Linked DNA regions of Homo sapiens: all the other regions are linked to region 2. The links are chromatin contacts, found by Hi-C or POLR2A ChIA-PET in ENCODE. All regions are on one chromosome and are shown on one strand. The core of a region is the stretch at or near the end of the contact, and the rest is flanking DNA. Distances in the headings are between cores, read along the strand shown.

Evidence for each region. Hi-C counts contacts between places; a loop is a spot of excess contacts on that map. ChIA-PET counts read pairs that join two places held with the same protein, here RNA polymerase II (POLR2A). Pooled maps may share reads with other maps.
Region 1: a loop to region 2 is called in a pooled map, with 4 times the contacts of the local background. The contact joins the promoter of FKBP2 here to the promoter of LINC02724 in region 2. A Hi-C loop is called at or near these places in 2 of 50 pooled maps. POLR2A ChIA-PET finds 5 or more read pairs at or near these places in 3 of 52 experiments (H1, MCF 10A and activated naive CD4-positive, alpha-beta T cell).
Region 3: a loop to region 2 is called in a pooled map, with 4 times the contacts of the local background. The contact joins the promoter of GPR137 here to the promoter of LINC02724 in region 2. A Hi-C loop is called at or near these places in 4 of 50 pooled maps. POLR2A ChIA-PET finds 5 or more read pairs at or near these places in 3 of 52 experiments (H1, HEK293 and WTC11).

The regions. Positions count from the first base shown.
Region 1 is chr11:64,239,361-64,243,713 of GRCh38, reverse strand. FKBP2 (FKBP prolyl isomerase 2) reads right to left here and starts at 2,619. Exons shown (of 6, transcript NM_004470.4): 1 at 2,582-2,619; 2 at 1,156-1,330; 3 at 403-515; 4 at 217-263. The coding sequence starts at 1,326. It overlaps LOC114841035, which reads right to left and starts at 2,619. Exons shown (of 6, transcript NM_001370414.1): 1 at 1,501-2,619; 2 at 1,156-1,330; 3 at 403-515; 4 at 217-263. The coding sequence starts at 2,434. The coding sequence ends at 1,637. RefSeq lists enhancers at 6-906, 1,809-2,709, 2,991-3,110, 3,151-3,210, 2,710-3,612 and silencers at 1,421-1,660, 1,691-2,710.
Region 2 is chr11:64,447,749-64,451,792 of GRCh38, reverse strand. LINC02724 (long intergenic non-protein coding RNA 2724) reads right to left here and starts at 2,736. Exons shown (of 2, transcript NR_073177.1): 1 at 2,141-2,736; 2 at 136-1,896. RefSeq lists a silencer at 2,016-2,211, a cis regulatory region at 1,989-2,258 and an enhancer at 2,148-2,397.
Region 3 is chr11:64,284,588-64,288,890 of GRCh38, reverse strand. GPR137 (G protein-coupled receptor 137) reads right to left here and starts at 3,043. Exons shown (of 7, transcript NM_001170880.2): 1 at 2,010-3,043; 2 at 1,877-1,926; 3 at 945-1,170; 4 at 677-826; 5 at 423-551; 6 at 170-288. The coding sequence starts at 2,366. BAD (BCL2 associated agonist of cell death) reads left to right here and starts at 4,226. Exons shown (of 4, transcript NM_032989.3): 1 at 4,226-4,260. RefSeq lists silencers at 2,967-3,706, 4,057-4,303.

The sequences.
Region 1 (4,353 bases), core at 1,370-3,869, 210 kb after region 2:
GGGTGCCAAAGGCCTGGCAAGGGCAGAGTGGGGCCACTACAGCTGAGTGCTTCAATGATCTTGCCCTGTACTCACTGCTAGACACAGCCAAACTTGGAGGAGGCATGTATTGTAATGAATGGATACGGTGAAGACCAATGAAAAGCTGAAGCAGCTTTCACCCTTCCCAGTCACACACCCCAAACTCGCTCTGCACCCTCAGGAGGGGCCTCTTACCTAGCTCGGATGGGATCACCAGCTTGCGCTTTTCCCCCTCACACATCCTGCAGGAAGACACATGCTCAGCCCATGGCAGCACCCAGGGCCCTTGTCTTGTATCCCTGGGGCTTGCCTCCCACAGCTTACCTCCTGGGCGGTGGCCATGCACGCCCCCACTCCCAAGCCCATTCCCCCATGACTCACCCCAGCAGCCCCTGGTCCCAGCCCTTGATGACCTGGCCTGTGCCAAGGGAGAAGACAAAGGGCTGGTTCTGGGGCAGGCTGCTGTCAAACTCTGTCCCATCTTCCAGCTTCCCCTGTGGAACCATGAGAAGGCCAGTGAGGAAGAGGGGACCACCCCTGACACCCCCTCCCTCAGCTGCTTTCCCCATCAAGCTGCCCCCCCACGCCCACCCACAGCCCTGGTGGTCAGTCCTTTTTGTTTTTTGAGATGGAGTCTCTGTTGCCATGGCTGGAGTGCAGCGGCGTGATCTCGCCTCCCTGCAGCCTCTGCCTCCCGGGTTCAAGCAATTCTTCCACCTCAGCCTCCCAAGTAGCTGGGATTATAGGCGCCCGCCACCACGCCTGGCTAATTTTGTATTTTTAGCAGAGAAAGTTTCATCATGAGGCCAAACTGGTCTCAAATTCCTGACCTCAGGTGATCCACCCGCCTCGGCCTCCCAAAGTGCTGGGATTACAGGGGTGAGCCACTGCGCCCAGCTGGTCATAGTTCTTTAAGAGGACAGAGCCTTGGGCAGCTCACAGTACACTGTCACTGCCTGCTGGTGCCCACCTGGGCAGTAGGCAAGGGCAAGGCAGAACCATGGAAACTGGCTTAGAGGCGAGAGGGGACTTGCCCAAGGTCACCTACCTGGCTTATGGAGAACCAGACTCCCAAGCACTCTCTGGTCCTCGGAAGCCCCACCCACTCCCAAAAGGCCCGCCCAACCCACTCACCGTGTAGTGCATGTGCAGGACATCCCCTTTGCGCGATTTGATGGGACAGTGGTCCACCCGCTTCTTGACCCCGATCTGCAGCTTCCTTTTGCCCTCGGCCCCCGTGGCCGTGGCCACGGCGCTCAGGCAGATGGACAGTACTGTCAGGACCCGGAACCAGCTCAGCCTCATGTCTCTGTGGGCACAGACCCCGACCGACCGACTGAACGTGGGGGAGGGCAGGGAGAGTATGGAACACGGGTAGGTAACAGGAGGGTTCCACCGCCACTGTATCTTCCTTGCCCCGGGGGATCCCCTTTGTCCCGGGTCACCGCCCTCTCCCCCGGGCTCCGGGGCCACACTTACCAGTCCAGTGAGAAGGGGGCTTGGCCGAGGACCCCAGCAGCGGGGGGAGGGGGTCAGGGGAGGCCACAGCAGCCAGGGACCCGCCCCTTTGCTCACCCCCATACCTTCCCTCCCTCCCAGTCCCCACCTCCGCTCTTCAGTTCCCGCCTGTCCCTTTACGCAAAGTCCAGACCCTATCTGGCTGCACTGCAGTTGCCCCGACTGGGCGGCCCCACTCACGCCACACCCAGCTGCCCCCGGTCCAGCACACCAACACCTCTGCGGCCGCTGCAGGGGGCCGGCCCCGAGGCACCCACACATCCCCACTGGGTGGCTCCGAGGAGCCCGGGTCCTCGGGAGATACCCCCCAGCCTGGCCCTGTGCTTCCGCCCGGGGCGCCGCCCCAACTCTGAGCCCTTGGGGGTCTCCGGGGCACCCAGACTGGCCCTGTGTCTGCTGGCCGCCGAGCCCGCTCCACCCACACCACCTCTCCCGGTGGAGTTCTCGGCCTACGGCGTCCCCAAGCCCGGCCACCACGGAGACCACCCCCGCGAGGACGCCCGGGGCCATTACTCGGGCCAGGCTCCTCACTTGGCTCCTTGGCACCGCCCTTCGGAGGACGCGGTACCGCCCCCGGGCCTGCAGCCCCGCCTTCGACAGAACTAGACCCCTTTTCCGGAGCCGTAGCCACGCCACTCACCGGCTGAAGCCCCGCCCCCAGCGCCTCCGCTCCGTCCCCCTCTGCTTCCGACCCCGAGGCTCCGCCTTTCACCTCCTCCAGCTCCTCCTTCAAGAGCCAGGCTCCGTCCCCCGACCCTCCTAGCTCCGCCCCCCGCCGCCGGGCTCCGCCTTCCACTGGCACCAGCTCGGAGGTCCCACCCGTCCCGGTTCCACGTCCCGCCCCGAGTCCCAGGACTCCGCCCCGTGCGGCGTGAGAACCCTCCCCCTGCGGCATCTCCGGACAGCTCCGGCCCCCACCCCCAATTTCCTCGTCACCTAGCTCTCGTTGACACTCGGAGCCCGGTCCGCTTCTGCCCGGCCTGATCCAGCCTGCCCTCTTGCACCCCGGCTCCCCCCAGCCCGGGCTGTGGCCCCCGCTCACCTCCTCGCCGCGCCCCCGGAGTCAACCCCGGTGGTGCTGCCGCCTCTGCGCAGGCGCGTCCTCGTCGCTACCAGGCCGGGCCACGCCGCCCTCCCTTATTGGACCGTGCGAAACCCGCGGCCACACGCCCGCTGGCACGGGTCTTTCCCGAGCCCCGCCCCCGCGACGCCGCTGCCCTGCGTCACTTCCGGCGGAGCGGTAGTCTGTAAGGTTAGGTGAAAGTGACTTCCGAAAAGGCCGGAGACACTTCCGGCCGAGGTGATAGTAAGGTCAGGCGGGCGTGGGTTCCCGGAGGGGGTCTTGAGGCGCCATTTCAAGTCGCCCCCAGCCTCTCCCACAGCACTCCTGTTTTCCCGGGCCTCATCATGGCCCACGGCCCTCAGTCGCTGTGGAGCCTGGGCTTCACAGTGACACTCACGTTTGAACTCCCGGTCGGCTGTGTGCTTGGTAGAATTTGTCATCCAATACAGGCGTGTAACACGGGCTTGATGACACCCACCCCACAGGGCCCCTGCAGGACCGAGATGATGTCCAATGACAAGCCCTGGCTTCCAGCCAATGCTCCTGCCCACATCTCTCTCCCAGGAGCCAGGCTTACCTCTACCTGTGCACCTGGGCTGTGACTCATGACTGGAATGATCTGGCTGGGCCTGTTCCCCCACCAGACTTATTTTCAGGCGCCCCAGCAGCCACCAAACATCTGTCAACTGAAGTAATGAACCTGCAGTTGAGAGGCAGCTAAACCTAGGTTGAAGGTTAGGGAGACAGCTGAGTTGAGGTCAAATCCCCCCGGCCAGTTAGCCTTTCTGAGCCTATTTCCTCAATTGTAAAAGGAAGACAATCATGATGCTGACCTCAGAATCGAGCGAGGAGAAAGTGAGGAGGTGCATGTGAAGCATTGTGCGTGACTGGTGGGGCTAACTGGGCTCTGGAGGCGGTAGCTCTGGGGCCCTAACCCCTTTCTGCCTCATGCTAATTGACCTATGGCATGTCCAGTGACATCATGACTGAGAAAATGATTTGAAAGTAGTAATCGCTGTCAGGAATTGTCTCCTGGTTCAACCCACTCCTGCCTTAGGCCCACTAAGATCATACCCACATGCTCTGACCCAACACCTCAGAGAAAGCCTCCATTAGGGTGGCTGCCCCTCCCAGTGGCTGCCCAATTGAGTTAACTCTGCCCCTGAATGTCCTGCTTCAGCAGGCAAAGCAGTGGTGCCCAAGGTTGGCCTTTCATCCACCCCAAACCACTCAGCCCTGGGCACTGGAGGCTGCAGGGAGAAGGGTAGGGGCTGGGCTTGGGCTAGGATAGACAAGTCAGGAGAATCTCAGGCAGCAACTGATGATGAAGGAAGCTGCAGGATGCAAGGGAGGCGAGGGTGGAGAAAACTGTGTGGGTTGGGCGGGCGCGGTGGCTCACGCCTCTAATCTCAGCACTTTGGGAGGCTGAGGCAGGTGGTTCACCCAAGGTCAGGAGTTCGAGACCAGCCTGGCCAACATGGTGAAACCCGTCTCTACTAAAAATGCAAAAATTAGCTGGGCATGGTGGTGGGCACCTGTAATCCTAGCTACTTGGGAGACTGAGGCAGGAGAATCGCTTGAACCCAGGAGATGGAGGTTGCAGTGAGTGGAGATTGTGCCATTGCACTCCAGCCTGGGTGACAGAGTGAGACTCTGTCCAAAAACAAAAAAAAAAACAAAAAACTGTGGGTTGGGTTGAGGGGAGCCTGCCGCCCAAACCAGGCCCACCAGCCCCAGACTTGCGGTGCTTC
Region 2 (4,044 bases), core at 1,487-3,986:
AAGAGCTGGAACCTTCCAAAGAACATGGCCAGCTGGTGGGTTTTCCACCCTGTTTCGTGGTGAACAGGTCTGTGCAAATCTACCTGCAAAGGCCGAGGGAGCTGAGAGGCTGAAGAAAGAGGCTGACAAATCCAGTTTCTTGTAAAGAAATATTTAATAGGGACTTAGGAGCAGAAGCGATGTTCCGGGCTGCCACAAAATGGTAGATCCCCACATCTGCCCTGCAGAAAGTACTTTTATGTAGCAAGCTTTTAGGGTAAAACATGTGCAGGTGGCCATATCTCCGATTTTAATGCAAAACTCATAGCCACTTGGGGAGGGGGTTAGCTAAGCATCTTTACAAAGGGTTATGTATGGTACAGGCATTGTTTAAAGAGCTTACTGCAGAGCAGCTTGGTATATGGGGGTGAAACATTCATCATCATATGGCGGTTTTAAGATGGCATCACTCTTGTCACACTGTTTTCCTGTACAACCTACAATAGAAGAGCCATTCTGGCGTGTCCACTTCTCTGAGACTTTGCATACCTTCCTCCAGGGCTGTTCTGACATCTCCACTTCATCGCCTATGCACTATCACTTCTTCCAAGCTTTCAAGAACTGCCTCAAGTGCTGGGCACTGTGGCTCACACCTGTAATCCCAGCACTTTGGGAGGCCAAGGTGGACAGATCACTTGAGGTCAAGAGTTCGAGACCAGCCTGGCCAACATGGCAAAATCCCATCTCCACTAAAAAAAAAAAAAACAATACATTATCTGGGCATGGTGGTGCATGCCTGTAATCCCAGGTACTCGGGAGGCTGAGACAGGAGGATCGCTTGAACCTGGGAAGTGGAGGTTGCAGAGCCAAGATCGCACCACTGTACTCCAGCCTGGGCGACAGAGAGAAATTCTGTCTCAAAAAAAAAGAACCCTCCCAAGCAACATATTAGAATCTTCCCAGGGCCTTTTTAGGGGTTAGGGAGTCTTTCTGTACTAATTAACTCTCCAGTCTCCAGCTACTATGCAGCCTCCCTTGATCTAGAACCTTCAGAGTCCACATCTAGGAACATTCTCTAGACCCGGCTGGTCCCTGCTGGCTTGCTCCCACCACTCCTCTGCTTGTTAATCCCTCTTGGTCCCTGGCATGCAAAGCACATCCTTGGTCAGGTCATGCTGAGATATGATCCAGCTTTGAGCCTGGTGGTCAGGAGGGGAGGTGGGGACAGATGCTGGAGAGAGGAACTCCTTATCTTGTAAGGTCCCTTCCCTTAGTTTCTGCATGGTCTTTAAGCAAAAGAGGACCTCTGTCTTCCAACAGAGGCAATGGGTCACTTCTGCAGGCCAGGAGGTACAGGAGAATCTGGGGGTTCAATGTCTCAAGAGTGTCTCCTCAGATAGTCCATCTCAGATATCAGGGACCCCACCCTTCCCTTTGGGGCCCTGACTTTGGAGAAGGGACTTCCCTGGGCTGGAAATTTGGCCTTCTCTGGAGTCCTGCACCTTGTCTTCTGCCCTCTGACCCCTGGCTATAGAAGAGAAGCATTTCGTTAAATTCTGCCAAGGAATCCTGACTTTGCTTTAAATTGGTGATGCGTGGCCCTGAACTTGTCATTTTCCCTCTTCTAAGTGTCAGTAGTATTCAGTGACAGCCTCCCCACTCCACGTCCTTCTCACGGCTATTTTCCCATCTGTCTCTCAACATCAGTGATATTAAACGAGCCGGGCATCCCCGTCCACCTGAGTCCTGTCCCAGGTGACCACAGGCGGAGGCCTGAGCAGCTGCTCTGCCACCTCGTGCCAGGGGCCTCCGCAACGGGCTCCAGTCACCAGGGGCCAGCGGGGCATCCTCCTGCAGCATCCCGTCCTTGGGGCCAGCTTCCTGGGGCCCCTCCTGCTGTTCCCTGCCTTCAGCTGTCTGAAAACAGAGCCCAAGACAGGGATTTACTAGGGGAGGGCTCATCCTGGGACAAGCCGCCCAGGATGTGAGGGCAGAGGGGCGGGGAAGGAGAAAGGACTCGGTAAAGGCGTGGTCCCAGGGTAAATACAGCTCTGGCAGATATGCAGGGGGCCCTGGGGCAGAGGTATCGCCATCTAGAGGCAGGCGAGGGAACAGTCTTTTGTACAGTTAGCCGTGGGCTGTGGGCGTCGCCTGAACGTACCAGGTATTGTGGCTCCATTGGCTGAGGATGCTTCTCCAGCGAAGGAGGCAGGGAGCCGGGGAAGTGGGGTGGGGTCGCGACACCGACAGCAGCTGCCAGACCAGCCATGCTGCGCTCAGCTCCCTCAGGCTGTCACTCTTAATCATCATGTCACTATCTCTGGGGCGTGTCAGTCACCATCAACGACGTGTCCCCCAAGCTGCAGAGGACGCAAATCCAGCTCTCCAAGAGGCTCTGTTGGCCCTCTCCACATGGGCTTGAGGTCAGGGGTGGGGGCACGTTCGGACCGCCCTCCTGCCTCTCTGAAGAAGATCCTCCAAGTCCCGGCTCCAGCTCTCCGGCCTCTTTGGCAGCTGGGCGGGTGGCCATCCAGGAGGCCCGTTCTCCATGCCCAGTTTGGCAAGGCTCCTTGGGACGCCGGGCTCGCTGCCCCTGTTTTCTTAAAGCTTCGGCCCAAAGGGACCCAGAGTCTGAGGTTAACACTCCGTCATCCCAGCGTGAGCGGCGCCTGACTCCAGCTCTCGACTCCCCCACCTCCTATCCCCTGCGCCGGGCTCACCCTGCACTCCCACCTGCAAATCAGCAGAGCAGAGGCCAGCGCTCCCGACGTCCAGCACCACCCCAAGCGAGGCAGGGGGAGCTGAGTGGCCGGGAGCGCCATCTAGTGGGTGCCAGGGGCGAGTCCCCGAAAGAGACTGGAGAGCCACGACTCGGGCAGGGCAGGATGGTGTCCCAGGGAGGGCCGGGGCCCAGGCGCTGGACAGCAGAGGACATAAAGGGAGAGGCATGGGAGAGCGAGGAGCCAGGGTGCTTCCGGGGCGCATGAGCCCCACCCCAGCCTGCCCCTGCCCTCGTAACCAGATGACTCGGCTCAGGCAGGACACACCACGTCCAGTCTCTGTCCCCTCTCCAGACTCTTGGGAAAGTGTCACTTAAAATCCATTTGGGTCTGGTGTTTGCTTTATTCCAAGGAAAGGGGTAAGGAAAAATTCAGAAAAGGGGCGAGGGTCTCCCCTCTCCACAGTGGCAGTCAGGGGAATAGTGACATTCACCCCCTCCCCCAACCTGGTCTTGAACGTGGCAGGGAAGAGAACTGAGCCACCTGTCACCCAGAGGGGGAGGGGGAAGGTCAGAACTCCAGCCTTCCCACAGCAGACACGCCTGCGGGGCAGGAAGCAGGCAGGCTCCACGCAGTGTAGACATGTGCACTCACACGGATGTTAACAGTCTGGAAGAAACTGACCTGGCTGTGAATAGAGGCTCTCTCATGGGGAAGGGGCAGAAGATGGAGCTTTCACTTCTCCATTTATACACTTCTCCAAAATGTGGTGGGACCATGAGGAAACTGCACTTTCAGTTTTGATCTCTTTTTGTATTTTTTCAGTTAAAATGCAATTGGGAACAATGGGGTGTTAAGTGCCTCAGTGTGGAAGGCTGCGGCATCACCATTGAAATGCTGTATCAGACCTGGATTGGATCCACCCTCGACTCAGGGCTGTGCAAACTGGGACCCAGATCCCGCGCTGTGGGAACGGAGCCCTGCTCCGCTGTTTACATGTTGTCTCTGGCTGCGGCCTCGCTGTGACAGCAGAGTTGAGGAATTGCCACAGAGACTGTTATAGCCCACAAAGCCCAAAATATTTACTCGCTGGCTCTTTATGGAAAAAGTTTGCCAACTATCAAATTACAAGAAATACAGGGACTGGGGAGCCTGCTCAACAAAGCTAAGGGGACGTGACCAGCAAAATCCAGACTGCAGGCAACCATAGGACAAAGCGCCAGTTTCTTCAATACGTAATTTGCAACAGCAACCTGCTTACTAGAGGCCAGGAAGGGGAGGGGGAAAGGAGGGGATGAAGAAAGGTTGATGAGTGGGTACAAATACACACTTACATAGACGAAAT
Region 3 (4,303 bases), core at 1,794-4,293, 160 kb after region 2:
AGGCTTTAGCAATAGGAACCCAGGGGACCTCACCTAGTACAGATGGGGAAGCAAAGGCCATGGCAGGGGTGGAAGGCAAGACCCGGCTATCTCGGTCCCCCATAGCTTGATGGAGCCAGCGGGGTGGGCGGGTAGGGCAGGGGTACTGAGGCAGTGCCACGGCTCCTACCTGGTGCTCTCACCCCGGCTGTGCTCCCAGGAGCAGCCCTCATCTTCACAGTGCCCAGCCCGGTCAAAGAAGTAGGACCGAGAGGCAAAGACCTGCCCATTGAGGATGTGGCTGGTGCTCTGGGGGAGGAAGCCATCATCGATACTTACTCCTGTCCTGCACTGGCCTCCCAGGCCCAACCCCAGACTCCAACCCAGGATTTGCAACATCCGCCCCCTCCACTGGCCCCACAGAAGAGGGAGCAGACCCTTACCAGGTCCTGTGGGGGCCGGTGCACCCGGAAGAAGCCCACCAGCAGGGTGGTGGGCAGTAGCTCCCACACGAAGAGGATGAGGCCAAATACCAGGTAGCCTTTGTTCCCCAGGTCATTCACCAGGTCCGCCTGTGGGAAGGCAGGGGCTGGTGCCAGTCTGCAGTCACGCCAAAGGGGTAGTGGGACAGGGCCCAGGCCAGCTGGGGCCAAGGTGCCACGGCTACTAAGGAGGTGGCAGACATGCGTATGCCCACCTGGTCAGACACATTGTACCAGTCGTAATCGAAGGTGTCCAGCCGGCTCTGGGGGGCCAAGGCCAGTGCTGTCAGGTTGTAGCAGGCCCGGCTGGCATAGAGCAGGACCATGGCGCCACCCATCGCGGCCGCCTGGCACACACTGGTCCCCTGGCACAGGTAACAACAGAGGACCCTCAGGGAGAGAAGGCTCCCAGCTTCCTCTACACCCTGAGAACCGCTGCCGAGAGACCCAAAAGACACCTGGGCATCAGTGCTGCAGCCCTACCTTGGCCTCCAGGTAGATGCTAGTGGAGGGCGCCCGCCTGGCGACGAGGCAGAGGCAGGCAGCAAGAGACAGCGCGCAGATGACGAACAGGGAGTCGCTCACCAGGACGCGGACAAGCAGCAGGGCCCAGGGCTGTGCCCGGCGCCGATGGGAGAGCACAGCACACAGCACGTTCACCAGCAGAAAGAGCAGCGAGGCCCCCACAAAGGCCCCTCGGACAGCGAGCCTGCAGCCACAGCACAGTCAGCGCGGGCCCTCAACAGCCCTCAGCACTCACCACCTGCCCCACCTCCTGCAGGAAACCCCAATGTCGACAAAACTCAGGGCATCCAGTCTGAGCCCTGTTCCTCCACTCTTACAGATGGAGAAACTGAGGCCCAAAAAGGTCAGAAGGTGACTGACAGCCATGGTACTTCGGAAGGTGCACCAACTGGAGTCAGAAGTCTCTGTCTGAGCCCCAGCTCTGCGACCTTGATCCTGCTGTCTTACCTGGCTGGGCCTCAGTTTCTTCATCTCTCAAGGGAGGATAGTAGCCTCTCAGGGAAATTGTACAAATAAAAGATGGCTGGGAAAGCTCTTTATAAACCGTAAGACACTGTACAAATGACGAGGGCATTGCGGCCCCAGGTCACCCAGGAGTGCATATGGCTTTGGTGCTTCCATGGGCTGGAGCCTCCAGCTCGCCCTCCATGGTGGATGACACTGGGGCCCTCTCCCTCACACTACCACAAGCATTCCTATTCCTGTGCCTTGCAGATCTGCAAGGCCTCTGCTGAGCCATCTGCGCCAGGTGCTTTAACTTTTCCAAGATCTTCCACAGACATTCCCTGGGTTGCCTTTGTCTCAGCCCTGAGAGGTGGGAAGGGATCTACATGGGACTGTCACCTGCCCCTGACCTGGAGGCTGAGCCCACCAGTGTCCCGAGTACTTACAAGCCTCGGCTCATCTCCGGCCGACGCTTCACCTTGGCCTTGAACACCACCTAGGAGCAGAGATGCCCTTCACTCCTGTGGGTCCTTGAGGCTTGCCACCTCCCGCCCCCCACCCGGGACCACAGTTGGTTACCTGGGCAAAGTAGAGGTTCATAAGCGTCAAGGTGAAGAACTGCAGGCAGACGGGGCAGCAGTAGAGAAGCCAGAAGGGCAAGGGCCCCAGGCGGTTGGCGCGGGGAGTATCTCGGAAGTAGAAGGAGAAGAGGGTGGTACGCAAGGCGGCCCAGAGCAGACAGAGGGCCAGGAACACCGTCTGATAGCTGAGACGCTTGTGCCCATACAGAAGCACCAGCCAGAGCTGGGCATAGACGGAGAAGAAGAGCAGGGCATACAGGGTGGTGTAGGCAGCTGTCAGCCCCAGGGTCACAGCAGGTGGCAGCGCAGGCACCAGCCCGGCAGCAGGCACCAGGCCAGACAGGTTACTCTCCATGTCAGGGAGGGAGGCCTGAATCCCGGAGACAGACAAGGAGGGACTGTCGGCGGGACCAGGGAAATAAATACGGAGGGGTGGGAATTGCAGGGTGCAGAGAGGGAGATGGGGCGCTCAGGAGGAAAGAAGTTGTGGCTGACAGGCCCCTCCTCCTCAACAGAGAGACCCTTGCCCTTGGGGAACACAGGCAGCCTGGGCCCCAGGCCCCTCACTCAGGGGCATGGAAGGGCAGTCTCTTTTCTCCAGGACAGACCGGATAGGGGTTGGGGGTGTCTCCTCCCTGGGCCTACCCCAGAGCCAAGGATGGGGGGATGCAGAGGCCCAAGGAGAGGACTCCCTGGCCTCGGTCGTTCATGTCGTCCTGGGTGGAGGGGGAGAGCCGGCTGATACCCGTCGGGTCAGGGCAGCGGCCGCTGCGAGGGGCGCCCAATGCCCCGCTCTCCCCCTCCCCAAGCTGGGGGAGGCTCTCTCTCCTCCAATAATGCGGATGGGGAGGGCCTCTGCCTCCTGTCCTCGTAATTCTCGAAAGCTGCCCCCGCCCCACCCTCCCCCACCGCGTCCACGCTCCAGCCTCAAGGGGAGGGAGGAGGCGGACGCCAGGTCCTCAGGCCGCTGATGGGAGAGCCGGCTCAGGTCGTGGGGACCCGGGGCTCCGGCTCCCCGGCTCCCGCTGCTCCGCCCCCCTCCCCCTCCGCGCCTGCGCGGGCGCCGTTCGCTACGCAAATTGCGCAGCGGCCCGGCTGGCTCCGCAGTCCAGCGCCGCACCCGGCGTGAAACCGTACGAGAATTGGCGCGAGCTGCGCCGCTGGCGGGCGCCCGGGGTTACGGGAGGCGGCAGGAGGGCGGCCGAGTTGCGGGGGCCGTGCCGCATCCAGGGGGTCCCCGGGTGGGCCGTGCCCCGTGCCGCCCGCCTTTACTTGTATGGGGGTCCGCCAGTTCCCACGCTCCTCTCTCCTATACCCAAATCGGGGTCGTGCCGCCCGGCCGGGGGCGGCAACGGATTCCCGTCCCTCGGTCTCTGAAGAAAACTTCCGCCCATAGCCAAGATGGCCCCCGGGCCCCGCCCCCGGGCCTGAACCCGCGGAGCCCCGAATCCCCCGCGCGGGCCCGCCCCTCGCCCCGGCGCGCCCGCGGCCCTGCTCACCTGGCCGGCCGCCTGCCAGGCGTGAAGCCCCCACGGGCCCTACGGTCCTCCCTCACCGGGTCCCCGGCCCTCCTCCCGCGCCCGGGCAGCCATCCCAGCCAGGGAGGAGGTTCCTTTCCTTATCTCCAGTGCCCCCGAGATGGCGCGGGAGGTGTCCCCCGAGGCGGGCGGCGCGAAGCTTCCGCGCCTGGGAGGAGGAGCGGGGAGCGGGACTTTCCGACCGGGCACCCAGTCCAGGCGGAGCGGTAACAATAGCAACAATAATCACATCCGACGGCTGAGCTTCAGTTGTGGCTGTGCCAAGCGCCTTCGCCCGCAGTAATCACTCCCTTCACAAAGTTTTCACTGGCTCCCGGGGGAGCTGTCACTATCCCCACTTCACTGGGGGGAAACTAAGGCCCAGAGGGGCTGAAGGACTTGTTGGCAGAAGTGGGTCTCCAGGTTCCAAATGGGGACCCCAGAGAATCCCTCTCCTGCTCCCACACACGCCCAAGGTGTGAGGCAGCGAGGATGTGAGCCCCGGGGCCGAAGGAGGGAGGAAAAAGGATGCGGACGAGGAGCCTTGGATCCGGCGGGGGGGCGGGGCCGGGCCGGGTTGACCCCGCCTCTGGACCTACCCGAGTGACGTTCCGAGAGGTGATTGGGCCAGGTCGCTGACAGTTCCCGTTGCCCAAGCAACTAGGGCCCGGAGCCCGGGGTGCTGGAGGGAGGCGGCAGGCCCGGGTCAGGGGCCTCGAGATCGGGCTTGGGGTGAGACCTGTGCGCCGTCACCACGGGCGGGGCGGGGCCTGGG